Regions from separate parts of the Homo sapiens genome. Here region 2 is linked to region 1. A link is a loop called in an ENCODE intact Hi-C map of the cell type or tissue named here. Cell type or tissue: Caco-2. All regions are shown on one strand. Each heading gives the region's core, and the rest is flanking DNA. Links, peaks and the distances in the headings are about the cores only. Region 1 overlaps GAPT (GRB2 binding adaptor protein, transmembrane). Region 2 overlaps RAB3C (RAB3C, member RAS oncogene family).

What was found. Hi-C counts contacts between places; a loop is a spot of excess contacts. Peaks named below come from ENCODE experiments on the same cell type or tissue, not always from the same donor. Only the 100,000 strongest peaks of a DNase experiment are listed, where the experiment ranks them.
Region 2: a loop joins it to region 1, with 5 times the contacts of the local background. A loop is called at or near these places in 19 of 110 quality-filtered maps.

The regions. Positions count from the first base shown.
Region 1 is chr5:58,493,990-58,502,330 of GRCh38, reverse strand. It overlaps GAPT (GRB2 binding adaptor protein, transmembrane), which reads right to left. Exons shown (of 3, transcript NM_001304431.2): 3 at 5,241-8,084. The coding sequence starts at 7,794. The coding sequence ends at 7,321. Among named protein-coding and RNA genes, the nearest start is that of GAPT, 6.7 kb to the right of the region's middle. In Caco-2, for the core only: CTCF peaks have their summits at 3,795 and 5,664 (motif pointing left); a DNase peak (open chromatin) is centred at 3,803.
Region 2 is chr5:58,810,094-58,818,434 of GRCh38, reverse strand. The region is part of intron 3 of RAB3C (RAB3C, member RAS oncogene family); the gene reads right to left. Among named protein-coding and RNA genes, the nearest start is that of PDE4D-AS1, 230 kb to the left of the region's middle. In Caco-2, for the core only: a CTCF peak has its summit at 4,993; a DNase peak (open chromatin) is centred at 4,994.

The DNA of each region.
Region 1 (8,341 bases), core at 317-8,316:
CCCCTTCTTGCTGCTACATACACAGTGGTGCATTTTAGAGCTTCTCACTCAGAAGCCAGGGAAGAGGAAAAACACACTGTTTTCCAAATGTGACACCACCTGGCTTCAGGGACTGGGAATCGCAGTCACACACTGTTTGTTTGAGTCAGGTATTGATGTTGAAGATGCCACTACTCAGGACAGCAGTCCCCTCTTGCCTGTGGTTTCACGTTCCTAAGTTTCAGTTTTCAGTGGTCAACAATGATCCATATGTATTAAATGGAAATTTTCAAATAAACAATTCAATAAGTTCTCAATTGTGTGCTGTGCTAAGTTGTGTGATGAAATCTTGCCTCATCTCACTTTGTCCTGCCTGGGATGTGAATCATTCCTGTGTCCAGCATCTCCATGCCATAGATGCTTCCTTTCTCTTTGTCACTGAGTGACAGGCTTGGTTATCAGATTGACTGTCACATTTCACAGTGTTGGTGTTCAATTCATCCTTATTTTACTTTAAAATCACCTAATGCACAAGAAGAGTGATGCTGGCAATTCAGATATGGCAAAGAGAAGCTGTAAAGTGCTTCCTTTCAGTGAAAGGTAAAAGTTCTTGACTTAAGGAAGAAAAAAGTTGTATCCCGAGTTAGCTAAAGTTGATGGTAAAAATGAATTTCTATCCGTGAAGTTTTGAACAGAGTATTGGCGTAATTGTTCCATTTTATTATTGTTGTTAATTTCTTACTATGCCTAGTTTATAAATTAAACTTTATCATAGATACAAACATATAGAAAAAATATAGTGTATATACACATCCACTGGAGGTGCAGGAACATTTTCCCCATTAATAAGGGAGACTACCATACTTGGTATACTGATACCATGATATTTTGAGGTTGATGTTTATGACACTTGAACATTTTGAATGGTTAAATTTTTAAAATTATTATTAAGTAACCTATGCAATGGATATCCTCCCTTTATCTCTGAGTCTTCTATTCCATCACAGTTCCATCTCTATTTCTGAGTGACACTCCAATCTTGACCCCAATCCATTAGTTTGGCCCATGTTGGATTTCAGATATCTGAAGGACATCAGGTAAAAATAAGTAGTAGATGCTGAGCTATATGGTTAAATGCTTCAAAAAAATATTGGAGCAGAAGAGTTCAAATACAAATGTCTTGATCACCGAGGGAAAGAGGAATAGGAAAAGGAGCTGGGAACCAAGGAAAGATCATGAAGAACCACTCCACTGAAGGTTGTACAAGAGAAAAGCAAGCTTCAAAGGATGTTAAGTGGGGAAAAAGAGGGAGCAAGAGTACAATACCAGAAAGTGATCATGTAAGGTAAGCACTAAAAATTAAATATTAGACTTGTCACTCTCTGAATTTAAAGAAAAAGTTATTACGGCTTAGAATAGCAGTTTAACATGTGTCTGCTTGGGCTGCTATAACAAAAGACCATAGATTGGGTGCCTAAAACCATAGACATTTATTTATTACAGTTCTGGAGTCTGAGAAGTCCAAGGTCAAGGTGCTGGCTGATTTGTTTCTTGGTAAGAACCCACTTTCTGGCCTGCAGATGGCTGCTTTCATGTTGTGTCCTCACATGGTGCTGGGAGGTGGGGGCAGGGGGTGGTGGAAGGAAGGGAGGAAGAGAGAGAGAGAGAGAAGGAGAGAGAGAGAGAAAGAGAGAGAACTCTGTTCTCTTATAAGAGCACTAATTCCATCATGAGGGCTGCACCCTGATGACCTCATCTAAACCTAATTATTAATTCCTCTCAAAGCCCCACCTCCAAATACCATCACGTTGGGAAGTAAGGCTTCAACGTATGAATTTCAGAGAACACAAACCTCCAGCCTGTAACAATGTGGATACAGGCATCACCTCCCCTTTTTGATTTCTTTTAGCTCTCCTCCTTGGAGCCCAGTATCCCAATCTGCCCACAGGCCCTGGTCAAAGAAGTAACTGAGAGGTTGTAAAGCAAGGCTTTCAATGGGCTTATCAGGGATCCAATTGTTGTGGAGATCAATAATAGGGTGAGAAGTGAAGTATAAAGCAAATTGCAGTAAAATGTTTCATGTTGGAGGCTGAAAGCAAGGTCAAGACATCAGGTGCTCATTGTTGCTGGATGCTGGCCAGTCTTGAACTGGCTGTAAGTCATGGAATGTGAACACACCTAAGTGTGTCTGTAACAAAGTCATACTCAGTATATTCGATGCTACTGTCTCTTTTCCCCCACCCCCAACATCCTTCCTTTTAAATTGTTTACATGTGGTTCCTTTTTTAAATAGTGTAACCCAAACGAGAAACTGCTGCTTTCAACTGATGCAGACAGACTTTATCATCTTTATTTCCTGTGCACAAGCTTTACTTTTGAGATTTTGAGAAGGCAAAGAAATGCTGTAATAAAGAATGCAGATAAGAGATAGGAATTTGAAGGCAAGAGAAAGATAGAGTTAGAAAAAAGAGAAGAAAGAGGTGGAGGAAGCATATTGATGAAGGAGGAGAAATGAGAGAGGGAGGGAGAGAAGACAGGATAGGAGAGGGGGTGAAGAATGGAGGGTATGTATAGTAAAAAGAGAAACTTGAATGATGTATTTCTTTATTCCCCTCAGCAATTGATAAAGAACTTACAATTAATTTTAAAAGGAAGTCAAGGTAAGAATTAGGTAAAGAACCATTGACTAAATACTTCTTTTACTATCTTTTCTGGTCAAAGAGAGTAAACAAACGTCAAATATTCACTACATCTCTTGTTAAATGAAATTTATGCGAGTCCATTGATTAGATTAGTGAGCTTTTGCACTAGATTCCAACAGACCAAATGTAAATGGAGTCACTCAGGCCAAAGCTCCATCCCACCAAACTGAAACTTGTTTATCTGACTTTCTGAGACATCAGAAGAGAGATAATAGCCAAATCCCCAAACAGACCAGTTTTAGCCTGAATGATAAGGAAGTCCCCTGTGCTTCAGTAATTGCAAGAAAAGTAACCTAAAGTAACCTGATGTTAACCAATCCTCTTTTTTATATTATACTGTTTTATCGTCCTTGCTTAAGTTGCCTTATGAAAATGGACTCTTCTGCCAAGCCCAATGGAGTACCTGTTTAAACCTTCAAATGGGATGCTGCCAGATTTATGAATTGCTGATAAAACTAGCTCAATCTTTAAACTTAATCTATTGAAATTTCATCTTTTGACACTTTGGATAATCAATTATAATGGACAAATGTCAATACATCACATATTTTACAACACAAACCACCATTCTTAGAGATCATAGGACTTTACTTCTTTTACATTTAAGCTTTTACATTTACATTAGACTGGAGTGGCTGTAGCGCAGATAAACACATTGACAATGCTGCCCATTCTTCAAGAAAATGGCACAGGACTTACTGATGAACTCAGTGTGTGTGTTTGGTAGGGAAGGGGTAAGACTGGGAGTGTGGGAAAGAGAAGAGTATACAGGGATAATTGCAAAGTGCTTTACAGAGATGAGGAAGACTTACAGAAGGAACAGGTTTGGAGGCTGTATTAAGAATGAGTTGAGCTGTCAATGATAGAAAACTACACTCCATGGGCTTAGACACTGATAGTCCATTCATTTCACCTAACAAGGAACCTGCAGTTAGGCTTTTGATGGCTAATATCAGCTCAATGATGCCATATAGAGATCTCCTAACTGGCCACTCTTTCTCAGCCACCTATACCAGAGTCTCCTCATTAATTTATCCTCAAAATACTACAATTTCTGGAAAACTTCTAGATTCCTCCCTTTCCTCCTTTCTTGATTCCCGACTCTGTGCTCCCCCTGGTGTCTTCCCAGGAGATGGCATCCATTCTTATTCCTGTAAATACCACCTAAATGCTCATGACTGTCAAATTTACATCTCCAGCCAGGACCTCTCCTCTAAAATCCAAATGTGCACATACAACGGCAAACTGGATATTTCTACTTGGGTCTCAGGACATATTTCAGGAAATGTCAAAATAAATATGTTCAAAACTGAGTTTTGCCCTTGTCGCAAGAATTAGAGGTTGACTGAGTCACATTCTATTTTCAACTCCACTTTTCTTTTTCTGCCCACTCTATGAGGTTACCAAAGGTAAAAATTCAATTGTCCATGCACTCCTACACCAGATGGTGTCTGTGTGACACAATTCTGAGCAATGAGATAAGTAGATATCTCCTGGTTCTGCTCTTTCCCCTCATTTCTTCTTCATGGCTGAAGCATGAATAGAAGGCTTAAAGATTCAGCAGCTGTATGGTGGCCATGAGGCAATAGAGATGAAGATAAAAGTTGAAACACTAAGGGTGGCAGAGAGGAAATAGAGAAAGAGCCTGGGTCTTTCTATATGGTATCATTGAGCTGATGTTAGCCATCAAATGCCTAACTGTAGCCTCCTTGTTAGGTGAAATAAATGGAACTATCAGTGTCCAAGCCCCTGGAGTGTGGTTTTCTGTCATTAGCAGCCCAACTCATTCCTAACTGATGTGGCCTCCAAGCCTGTTTCTTCTTTAAGTCTTCCTCATCTCTGTAAAGTACTTTGCAATTATCCCTGTAGACTCTTCTCTTTCCCACACTCCAGTCTTGCCCCTCCCCTATCAAGCACACACACTGAGTCCATCAGTAAGTCCTGTGCCGTCTCCTTGAAGGACAGGCAGCATTGTCAATGTCTTTATCTGCACTGCAGCCACTCTAGTCTAACTTAAATGTAGAAGCTTCTTAGCTATCCTACCCACTTCCATTTTGGCCTCTTTCCAGTCACTTCTCAACCCAGTAAATCTTTTAAAAATGCTAGTGTCATCATCACGTCTCTGCTTAAAACCCTTTACTGATTCCCGTTGCACCTATAATAGAGTCAAAGCCACGTACTAAGACTTATGAGAAGCTCATGGTCTCCCATTCCCTCCTTCACCAACGCAGCAGGTGTCACTCCAACCCTTCCTCAGGAAACTCCAGCCACAATGGCTTCCTAGAGCACCATAAATTCTCTTAGGCCCCAGATTCTTTTCACGGGTGGGTCCCATTCTTACTCTCTGCCCATCACATTTATTATAGCTTCCTTCTGCCTTCAAGTCTCAGCTTAAATGGTCTCCAGTGAGGCCTCCTTTGACCACCCTATTAAAATTAAAACAGTCTCTCCTACCCAACCCCATTGGTTTCAAAAACAGAAAGAATTTTTTATAAAGCACCTACTACCATTTTGATATGTATCATCCCGGGTACACTTAGAAAACAGAAACCATATCAATTTGTTTTAACAGAGAGAATTTAATATAGATAATTGGCTAAACAGGCATTGGCAGGATGGAAAAACAAAAAAGGGGACACAGGTACCACAGAGATAGTAACTGTAACAATCTTGGCTGAGAGTTACCAGACCTCAGAGGAGGAGCCCTGCCAGGCTGGGACGCAGAACTCTGAGGGTACCACTTGTCTCCTGCACCACTTCAGGAGGTTGAAGGAGAGTCTGGCTGTCAGAGTCTAAGGGAGGGTGCCACCTGGCTGGTGCTGGTGCTTCTGACAGGTTGCAGAGAAGCTGGTCCTGGGAATGATGGAAGAAACTAGAAAGCTGCAAACAACCAGTGATGCTGGAGTAAACCACATGGCAATAAATTCCTGCGGGGGCAACAGAAAGAATAGGCAGGAGCAATTCCCTGTTGCCTCCTACTGCCTTTCGGTCTTCCTTAGTGCCCCCTATTGGTAGAGAATAGAATGGATCCACCTGGCAAAAGAAATGTTTGCAGAGGCCCAGGTCAAGCAATTCAGAGGAGCAAATAAAAGAGTGGATTTAGAGATGAGCTATCATAGCTTCATGAGCAGCATCGTATTCATTTGTTTACTATGTTTTCTTTCCTACTAGACTGTATGTGTTCAGGATCCATGTCTCTCTTTTTAATTTTGTAACCCCTCCACCAACCCATGTCCCTCAGGTGCACAGCACAATAGCAAGTAGATAGAAGACACAACAAATATTCCTTGTATGGATGAATAACAGATGAATTTATTAGATTTTTTTCTCAAAACTACTCAGCAAAATGTACAATTCAATTCCCGTCAGTAAAACATGAGGCATTTAGTGCCTTATGTGATGTTCTAGGCATTTGGGCAGTTTCTTTTCATTTAGGTGGGAATTTAAGACATTTTCATATGAAGCTAGGTAATAAAATGCTGTGGCAACATTCATATGTTTAAATGTCCTAAGAATTGAAGAGGCATCAAAGCTTATATCAGAAAATAAAAAGGTAAATGCGGGTTTGGAGTGATTCAGGAGATGTGTGGAAGAACTTATGATCTGAAGCAGGCTTGAGAGAAGAGGCAGAAAAGCAAAGCTGTGAAGGAAGGATAAGTTTGGCAGGTTTTAAGATGATTCTGCTGAAGGCAAAGAAATGAGAGATAGTAAGAGAAGTCACTGGAAAAGTGAATTGGAACCAATTGTGGAAAACCATAAATTTTGGAGTTCAAATTATGGGTATTATGTCTTTTGCAAAGAGGGGGCATTAAAACATTTTAAGTGAAAGAAATAATGTGGCTGTTAGGAATATTTTCTGAAGATAAATCTGGCAACACCATCGGTAATTGATTGAGTGGGTAGAAACTAGAAGCAGGAGGAACAGTTAGGAGCCTATGACAATAATTCTGAGCCAGATAAAGATAATGGTAGAAATAAAGGAAAGAGATAACGGGTAATATTTAGAAGGAAGAATCAATATCACATAATACAGATTTAGTCTGGTGCAAGGAGGGTGGAGAAGATATCTAGAATTAATCCACAGCGATACACATAGGATTCAGAAAGGTGGAGATAGGCAGAGACCATCCACTTATCAGAACTTGATTAAGAATGGCATCAGTACAATAAAAATCACAGTGAATTATTTTTAATATTTTAATTATAATTTTATGTTCAGGGGTACATGTTCAGGTTTGTTATGTAGGAACACTTGTGACTTGGGGGTTTGGTGTACAGATTATTTCATCATGTGTGTACTAAGCATAGTACCTGATATTTTTTTTTTCCCTGAACCTCTCCCTCCTTCCACTGTCCTCCCTCAAGTAGGCCCCAGTGTCTGTTGTTCCTCTCCTTCTCTCCATGTGTTCTTATTATTTAGCTCCCACTTTTAAGTGAGAATATGTGGTATTTGATTTTCTGTTCCCATGTTAGTTTTGTTCTTTTTTTACGGCTGCATAATATTCTATGGTGTATGTGTACCACATTTTCTTTATCCAGTCTACAGTTGATCAACATTTAGTTTGATTCCTTGTCTTTGCTGTTGAAAAATTACAGTGAATATTTATCATCCAATAACAAAAGTCAATATTTTGAAAAGCTAATATGAATCTGGAAGAATGTATATATCTTCATCTTGAGGAACTTCAGAAGGACGAGGCTTCTGGAAGTTATAATAGTCAGAAGATGTCTCATTTCCATAGATATGCTCCTCGAAATTAGACTGCCCTGTGTTTTCATATAGTTCCTTATCGGTTTTTCCTTTAGCTTTGGGAGGACCTGCTTCCACATTTTCATAGTTGTCGTGTGTGTTATTTCCCCTGACAGCAGATTTGTGGTCTTGGGTTTCAACTGAGATTTCATGCCTTAAGCCAATGATGCGGGGGCCCAAGAATGTTTTAGTACAGACTTTTCTCCTGCTGCTTCTCCTTTGTAAAAACCTCGGTAAGGTAAATCGTGTGGCAACACGGTGTTTCCAGTGCCAAACACACCCAATTCCACAAACCACTAAGAGTAAAAGAAGCGAAATTCCTACAGAAATGGCCGCTAAATTATTTCCACAGCTTTTCGACATTTCTGTACAAACAGTGCTGTTTAGTGATTTGGTGTTACCCTTAATGAATTCACAGTGTAATTCTTTGTAGCCTAGTATTATTCAAAAATGAGTTTGGAAGCTCTTTTAGGCATTTTCCTTTTCAGATCTGGAAGAACATTATCTGGTAAAGTCCTGATGCAATTAGAGGAGAGAGTGTATAAACTTATTTCTGGAAGATGGCTCTCTTCGTGTGTGATGCTCTTCACATTACAGCCATTAATGTATAATTGTACTGTATTGGGGGATTTTATTCCATTCCACTTCCTTTTCTGTTAACGAATCACAAAATGAAGCAGAAATGAGTGGAAGATGACAGCAGAGTAGAAAACTCAAGAAAAAGAAGGTTGAATGATCTGCCATCCAGAAACCTGCTATAAATTAAAAATATGTTAATTGCATACTTATTATCTAACATAGAAAAATTACTGATTTTCACCAATGCATTAAACACCAGCATATAGTGAGCTTCTGCTTTTAATATAAAATATACTACCCGTTGTGATGAAAGGAAAAAGAGTTAGAAAAA
Region 2 (8,341 bases), core at 32-8,031, 320 kb before region 1:
TTTATCCCTATTTTGGTTCTTATCAAATATTAAAGAGGAGTCTCAAAAAAGCTGGGATGAGACATCAAGATAAAAGAGCTTTTGATATTTTATGATGTTTCACACATAAACAACTGAACTCTGCACAGAATAAAATAATTTAAGTCTGAAGAGCTATAAACAAGTGAACAAACCACATTTCTACAATATTTCTAGTATTCCTTCTCTCCTGTTCTGGGTGTGTAAGTAATCGCCTATGAGTTCAGCCTCTTCTCATGGAGAATGACAGACTTTTGCTTAATCACAATGTTCTGAAAAACAGTCCACAAAATGCACCTCAGTGACCCACAAAAACAATTGTCGATTAGGGTCTGATTTGGGATGTATGTGGGAATATGAGGTATCAGAGAGAATATGACTCACTCTTCCTCACCCAGCGAAGCTCGAACAGATCTTAATAGCAGGCCCTTTCTAATTCTGGAAGCTAATATTGCTCTACTGCATCCATTTCCCTTATTCTTTTTAATATTTGGGAGCTTTGGCTTTTTAGTATCACAGCCTACTTCAAGTTTGTAAAGAAACTTCCCAACCTGCTTTTGCTCTTCACATATAATTGGCCCTTTTGTTATTTTTTTCACTTAATTTAATCATTTATTTATTCAATTTTTCTCAACCTTCAGAGAGCTTTTAAAAATTAGCCCAATTCAGAAACATTAAATTAGAACCTCTAGAGTCTCCATCAGAGGTATTAAAAAGAAATCTCCAGGTGATTTGTATATGCTATCAGGGCTGCGTATTATTAGGATGATTCCCTCCAACTACTTTTCTTTCTAGTTTCTAAATAATCTATTTCTTTATTTCCTAGCTAACATCACAAAGTACTTCCAGGTGATTTACAAAGACATATACAAAATAAAAAAATTTAATGAGAGTAATACTAAGAAACCAGAAACAGGAACATAATAAAGTCTGATTAGTTACACATGCTATAAATGCTAATAGGTAGTTTTAGGAAGTTTAGGGGGTAGGCCTTTTATATGTATATTAATTCATTTATAAATAACACATTAAAAAAGGAAAAATTTAAAAAGATATCCTTAAAAATGCTCTTCAATATTTGATATAATCTTTTATTATTTAGAAGAATAGGTTCATATTTTTTGGTACAATTGCTACATTCTTATTACAAATTCTAACAATAGTGAAAAGCTAAAGGAAAAATGATCAGAAATCTCGCTATCTCCACTATTAACATTTTGGTGAAAATCCAGTAGTAGGCTGTATTACAGTTCTTACTTAGTCATTATGTCCTTCCCTGCAGGTGTACCTTGCCCTACTAACTTTGGATCTGGCCAATGGAATATAAGGAGATTTGACCTGTGCTGCTGTGATTAACAGACATCAGAGGCATGGTGAGCTTCCATCAGCCCTCTTGGGTTCTTATTCTTCATCTTGGGAAGAGCCCATCCCAGAAAGGGGTTGCTCTGTCAGTTTGTCCCAGAAATGAGATGCCCCAAGGAACCCAGCTGAGTTCTGCAGACACCAACAAATGTCAGCCAAATCTAGAAAAGCCCAGTTTAACATAGCACCCTTCATAGGGCCTTGGCTTACCTTTCTAGCTTCTAGCTTCAACTTTCTAGCTTCTAGTTTCATCTCTTGCTACCCTCCGTCTTCCTTCCAATTCTGATACGGGCTTTTAAATTTCTTTGATTTTCCCATACACTCTGTATTTTCAGCAAGTTAGGCCTGTCACTATAGGTGGTTTCAGGTTTTGTGAGGTCTAAAATTCATAAAAATTTGAGGGCCCAATTTAAGTAAAACGCAAATTACAAATACATAATTAAGTATGGGATAATCTGTACCAGATACTGTCTATATCCCCCAGGCCTTACCACTTCTGTGCTTGTTGGCTGACTTCCAACTGTCAGTATCTGCATCTCTTTGCTTTACAGCTTTCGTGAAAGCAACGGAAGGTCACTCCCCCTGTCAGGGAAGGTAAAATATGAAAGGAAAATAACACACTCAGGAGCAGACCTGAGCCAATGACTGACAGAAGTTGGAGTATAGATACCCCAGCTCCCTTTCTCCTCAGGTTGTTACCATACTGATTCTCAGAATTTTAAAGAAAGATTAAGCTCTGGTAACCCATAATGGTAGGTGGCTTGAACACAGACCTTTTATTGGCTGTCTTGCCTTTCACAGCCCACTTACCCTCTTGCTATGGGTATTTCTTTCACTTCCCACATAAACTACTTATGCGCAAACTCCTGTCTCAGAGCCTGCTCTAGGGGAATTACTAAGACACTAAGAGGGGATTTGTCTTAGTAAGGGGCCCAAAGTTTAGCTGTGTTCTGGAGCTGGCAGTATGGCTCAAAAGCACTGATTATTAAATAATTTCATCCTTTTTTCAAAGAGCCAGTTTATGGGTACACCACTAAACTTAAGCTTCATTAGTTTTGCAAGAAATCACCTGTAGCCATCACATGTACCATCTGTCTAAAACACATTTATGGCTTCTGTGTCAGGCCCTCTTAGTCTCTTCCATCTTCCTCTGGGTTAGTTGCCACTCATGCAGGCCCACATATGCCTTGTACATCACTCACTATAACTTTTTCACTTATTCACATCCCCCCTTGACTATAGGTACCATGAGGACAGAGACCTCAACTGTGTGTTCATCATTAAGTCTCCAGAATTCAGCAAAATATATGGCACATAGAAGGTACTCAAACAGTAATGTAGAATTAGAGATTGAATGAATGAGTGAATGACAAACTGAATACGGCAAAAATGCCTGACTCAGAATATAAGCACAAAATAAATTACCATCTTATGTGATGCCAGTGCCCCAATGCATCCCTTTTAGGGTGTGTTGCTGGCAGCTTCTTCCACAGAACCTTTTATACCCTGACACTGTCTGCAGTAAGGGAAGGCAAGTGTTCACCCCATCACAGTCTGCAAAGGACATCTGTGTGACTGGCTATTCATCCCCAGGCTGGAGAAGTCACATTTTCCTTTCTGATCTAGCACAGACAGATAGGATGAGGATATCTTAGGAGTTACTTAGCACTTTGACATTGTGGAAGAGCTGCTTTGAAGAACCCCAGTCCAGCACCTTCATTTTGGAGATGACAAAGCTGAAACTCCAAATGTGAGTGCCTGAGATAGCTCAACTACTTTGTGGCCAGTGTGGGTCTATATCCCAAGGCTCCTGTGAATGCTTGTCTTCAATGTGCTGTCTGCTTGCACAGGAGGGAAAGTGCCTACATTGTGTTGAATGTGGAACTTGGTAAGAAATTCATATGCTTGATTATCTTTTAAAGTAGAAAATAATATATCTCCTGGAAAAACCAAAAATGCTTCAATATGCATAGATCTAGGAGTGTCAATTCAGCTGCATGTGGAAGCAAGCAGAACTGGATGTTCTGGAAGGATCTGTTTGATCCACCTCTCTGTGGTAAGTCTGTTGCAGAGAGCCAGTACTGAGAACATATTTCGAGAGCTCAAGAAGCAGTGTTCTTGATCCACCTAGTCCTGGAACTACCTTGCACCACATCCAATTCTCCCTTAGTCTAAATCTAAACTTAGACCTATTTCCATCATGCCTGTCTTACAACTTCTGATCTCCTAATTTTATAAAATGTCAAATTCTATTTTTTAAACCACATGTGTGGTAGAAACAACTGGACATTTCTTTTCTTCTATGCAAGGAAGAAAAACAACAGTAACTAGATGAAGCAAGGACCACCCTTCTGGACAACAAAGGGAGAGGAATGAAAGTCTGACCTAGGAAAAGGTAAGACGTTCCTCAGCTCAAGAATGACTGGGTTATGCTTTCACAGGGCAAGGCCAAAGTCATGTTGTTAGAAATAAATATCCTTCTCTCAAATTAGACAAGATTTATATTGTCCTGGGGGAATTAGTGATCTTTGGCAAGATATGCTTCCTTCTTAGGTTAGTGGGAAGGCAATCAGGCTTGTTGAAGGGGAAGCTAAACTTAGAACCCAGTACTTACTTGCCCTCACTTAGGTACCAGAACCTTCTCTTCCCACTTTGTATTCCTGGTGGCTGAGAAAAGAAGCTTCACAGACATTCAGCCAAAGCCTGAACACCGAGGTTTGTGAGATATTAAGACAGGACCAAGGGAGTCCTATGGGAGAGTTGGGATTTCCAAGGAGAAGGAGTGGGACTTTGAGTTTGTGGATTTTGTAGAACTTTGAGATGAAATCTTCAGGAAAAGGGGAAGAGGGTATTAAGAGAAGAAGAGAACCAAAGAAGAAAACTCGCTCGGGCCTTTTGAAGACCAGGACTGTGAAGCCTCTTTTCTAGGCAGGGAACTGGATATAGTGATACCTTCTCTTCCTCCAACACTAAACTACTCTTTTGAGATCCCACTGTCAGGAAAGATTGCGAAAGACTTCAAAGTGGGCAGAAAAGATGACTGGGGGCCCTGTTCAGCACAGCTTTCCAGGTTATCTCTGCTTTTGTCATCTTTGAGCTATTTTATAGCTCTGTAGGTGGTGGAAAACCAATAATAATACAAGTTCTTGCAAATAGAAAGAAATGCCAATAAATTGTGTTTGGTGGCATGCATCTGATTCTTGCTCCATGGGTGTTAACCCATTTTGTAACTTGGTAAATTCATTTCTGCATTCCTGATTGCCTGTATGTGTGCATTCACTGAATATCCCCTTGAGCCTATGCAACATCTTACTGGTCCCTTCTTTAAGTCCAGAATTAAATAATATCTTTGACATGTGTTTATTTTATATTTGGATAAAAGCTGTGGTTCTACCATATGTATATGTGTGTGTGTGTGTGTATATATATATATATATATATATATATATATATATATATATAAATATAAATATAAATTAACCATAACAACTTAACAATACAATGGCTAAGGAAGGCATGTGCTTGGAATGACTAGGCAACCTGTCTATGAGAAAGGGTGGTAAGCACTGTGACCACAGAAGATACCCAACCTGCAGCGTGCATAAAGATCCATTGGGGAGCAGCAGTGAGAAACACTCCTGGCATGAAAGGCAGACTGGAGGCCTAAATGTCCTGTTAAGTTAGCAAGGAACACCTTCTGAAACGAGGAAGACCCCAGCCTTGCTAAACCATGTATGGAATATTGGTCACTCTAGTGGGAGTCAGTGTGGTGCAATAATCATAAATATATAATGATTGTATGAATAATATGTAAATTCAGACATATAACAATAAAGAAATCTTTGTGCCAGCCCTATGCTGAGTGCTTTACCTTTATCATTTCATTTAATTCTTACAACAACCTTTTAAAATAGGAACCATTGTTTTCCCATTTTGCAGATGAAGAAACTGCAAAATAAAGACTTACAAGGGTAAGTTACTAGAAACAATCCGATAACATATAACAGAACTGGAATACAAACCTTTCCAATGGAGTAGGAGCTCAAAGTCCTGGGTTCCAGTTTTTGTACCTAATTAGGAAAACCAAGACTATTTTCTCAGCTTTTCTGAACTTCTGCTTCCTCTTCTATGAGAGGAAAGAAAGAAACCTATACATTTTCCTGCCAAAATTTCTTGAGGATCAAATGAAAAATGTTCATGGAAGAGTTTTCAAAACCACAGAGCCACTATATGACTGGAAGGTATTAATATTACTGGTAAACTGATGTTATTAATTATTCACATGGTATTGATATATTATCTCAAAACCATTCTCTAAACAACACTCACTGTGATTTTCCTTGCTGTTTTGAAACTTTTAATTAGAAAAGGTTAAAGTGGAAAACAAAAACAAAAGCAAAATACTATCTGATTCTATTTCCCTTCAACAAATGCATTGTCAGGCATGAAGAAAGATATGGTCTCTGCTCTCAGGGAGCTTGCAGTCTGGGCCACACCAAGACCTTGCAAATATACTTAAATTAGCAAGTGTTTGTTTATTAAACAACAGTGCACAAGACACTGGTGTCTGCACCATATGGTGTTGCTTTTCAACTTTAGCAGGCATTAGAATCACCTGGAAAGTTTGCTAAAACCTACTCCTGTGCTCCACCCCTAGATCATCTGATTCAGGAGGTCTGGGGTGGGGCCTGAGATCCTGCTTTTCCAACAAGCACCAGGAATGGCATCGGGAGGAATGAGGAGCAGGGACTGGACCTCTGGGAAGTGGAGAGGTGGGAGTGAAGGCTTATACAACTCTTTCCACCCCCTTTTATGACCTTGGGCTGTGTCCTTTGTCATCTGCCCTCCTGCCTCCACCAGCCCCCATCTCTTTCTTTTTTCCTGAACACACAGTCACATCCAGGTTTTGTGAGAAGTAGGTTTGTTTTTCTTTTTTCTTACTTGCCACAAAAGAAAGATGAAAGGTGAGCAAAGCATTTTCTTTATGACTCCCTTACTATTTGTTGATGATGTTGGGCTCAGAAAGTCAGTAGCCTTCAAGGATTAAAAAAATCATGAGTCTTTAAATATTCATAAGTGAGCTTGAGCCTCCATGTCAGGAAAATGCCTAGACTGAAGCAGAGGACCATGGGTACTTGAATGGGGCTGGGGTCTCTGGGGTGAAGAGCTGGGGGGCTTTCAGAAGGGCTGAGGAGTGAAGGCTGGTCAGGGGGCACCATGCTCGGTAATGGCAGTGGGAACCTGTGGTGCAGTGGAGGGAGGGTGGGTCTGGGGATTGGTCCTGGGGCCTGTATCAGTGCTTCACCTTTGTGAGTTTAGCTCTGACTGTCCTGGGGCAAAGTGAGAGAAAGGGGGTGGGACATGGTTAAGCTGGCCTCCCAGCCAGCTCTGTATCTTGGGGAAAGGGGAGGGGAGAGAGGAGGAAAGGAAAATGATATGCAGGAAGGTAAGGAAAGATTATTCTCAGGGCCCAGTAATGGACTTCATCGAGGACTGTTGTCCCTTTCCTAGGCCTTGGGTTCTGGTAAAACAGATTTGGAAGAGCCAGAACTATCTGTTTCCTTTCAACACGACATTTACCTTTGTGACCCCTCTCAATAAATGTTTCCAAAGCATTTTTTTAATTGATTGTCATAAAAATCACTATAAAATCCTCTCTCTATCTTACACACACAGACACACACACACATACACACACATACACACACACGCAAAATCTAACCTTTAAAATGACATTGCTTTTCAAATGAGCCAGAGCAAAGAGGTTTTGTCATTGTAGAGAACTCTGACCTCAGGAAACCAAGAAATGAGAAAAGGCCAAGCTCCACAGTTGCCATTTGCCCTTGGTTGTAGAGAGTAATTGCTCTTCAGTCTTTCAGACCTCCTATCAAATAATGCATCCTGTAATGGGTTCAGCTGCAGGCTGTGCATACAAACCATAGCAGTTTTGCTAGTATACTTTATCACAGTGGAGAAGTGGTTCATTAAACCCTATGCTCAGTTCAGAGGCTCAAATTAAGTCCTGGTCTTACTGTGCCTCCGTATGGTTAGAATGATCCATGTTCACACCACATTCCTTGGAGGCTGACAAGGCCATGGTTGTGCCGTTTTGGTGGGAGCAAATTTCAGAAGTGCACCATTAAAATGAGTGAATAAGGGGCTGGGCACGGTGGCTCATGCCTGTAATCCCAGCACTTTGGGATGCCAAGGCGGGTGGATCACTTGAAGTCAGGAGTTCGAGACCAGCCTGGCCAACATGGCGAAACCCCGTCTCTACTAAACATACAAAAAATAGCTGGGCATGGTGATGCATGCCTGTAGTCCCAGTTACTGAGGAGGCTGAGGCAGGAGAATCGCTTGAACCTCGGAGGTGGGGGTTGCAGTGAGTGGAAATCATGCCACTATACTCCAGCCTGGGTGACACAGTGAGGCAAGCTACAACTGATGCCTAAGAGCAATACATGAACTAAAAGATATATCTCATGCATATATTACCATCCATTCTTGAAGTATACCAGTATCCTTCTATCACTGCTTTAGAAGGAAGTGTCCAATATTACCGGGCTTCTTGAGAAGATCATATTAAATAGTAATGATCATATCTCAAAACAAAACAAAACAAAGTAACTTCTAAGAAAACACACACACACACACACACACACACACACAGAGAGAGAGAGAGAGAGAGAGCACACAGAGTACTTTTGTACCAGTAGAAGCACTTTTGTCTCTTGACCACTATTTTCAAGGTGTGCCTGTCATTTGTTTGCTCTTGAATATGTTTCTTGCCCTCCCTGTGCTGTGTCCTGTATGCTAAGAGGCTGATCCTTGCAGTCTGTGTTTTCCTGGCTGCCTTGCCAGCTGGTTTCTGATGGGAGACACTGGCAGGAGACTGGACTGAAGGAGGAGGGGTGAAGCTTTGAGTGTTTCTCCCCGGCTTTCAGCAGCTTCTCTAGGAGGG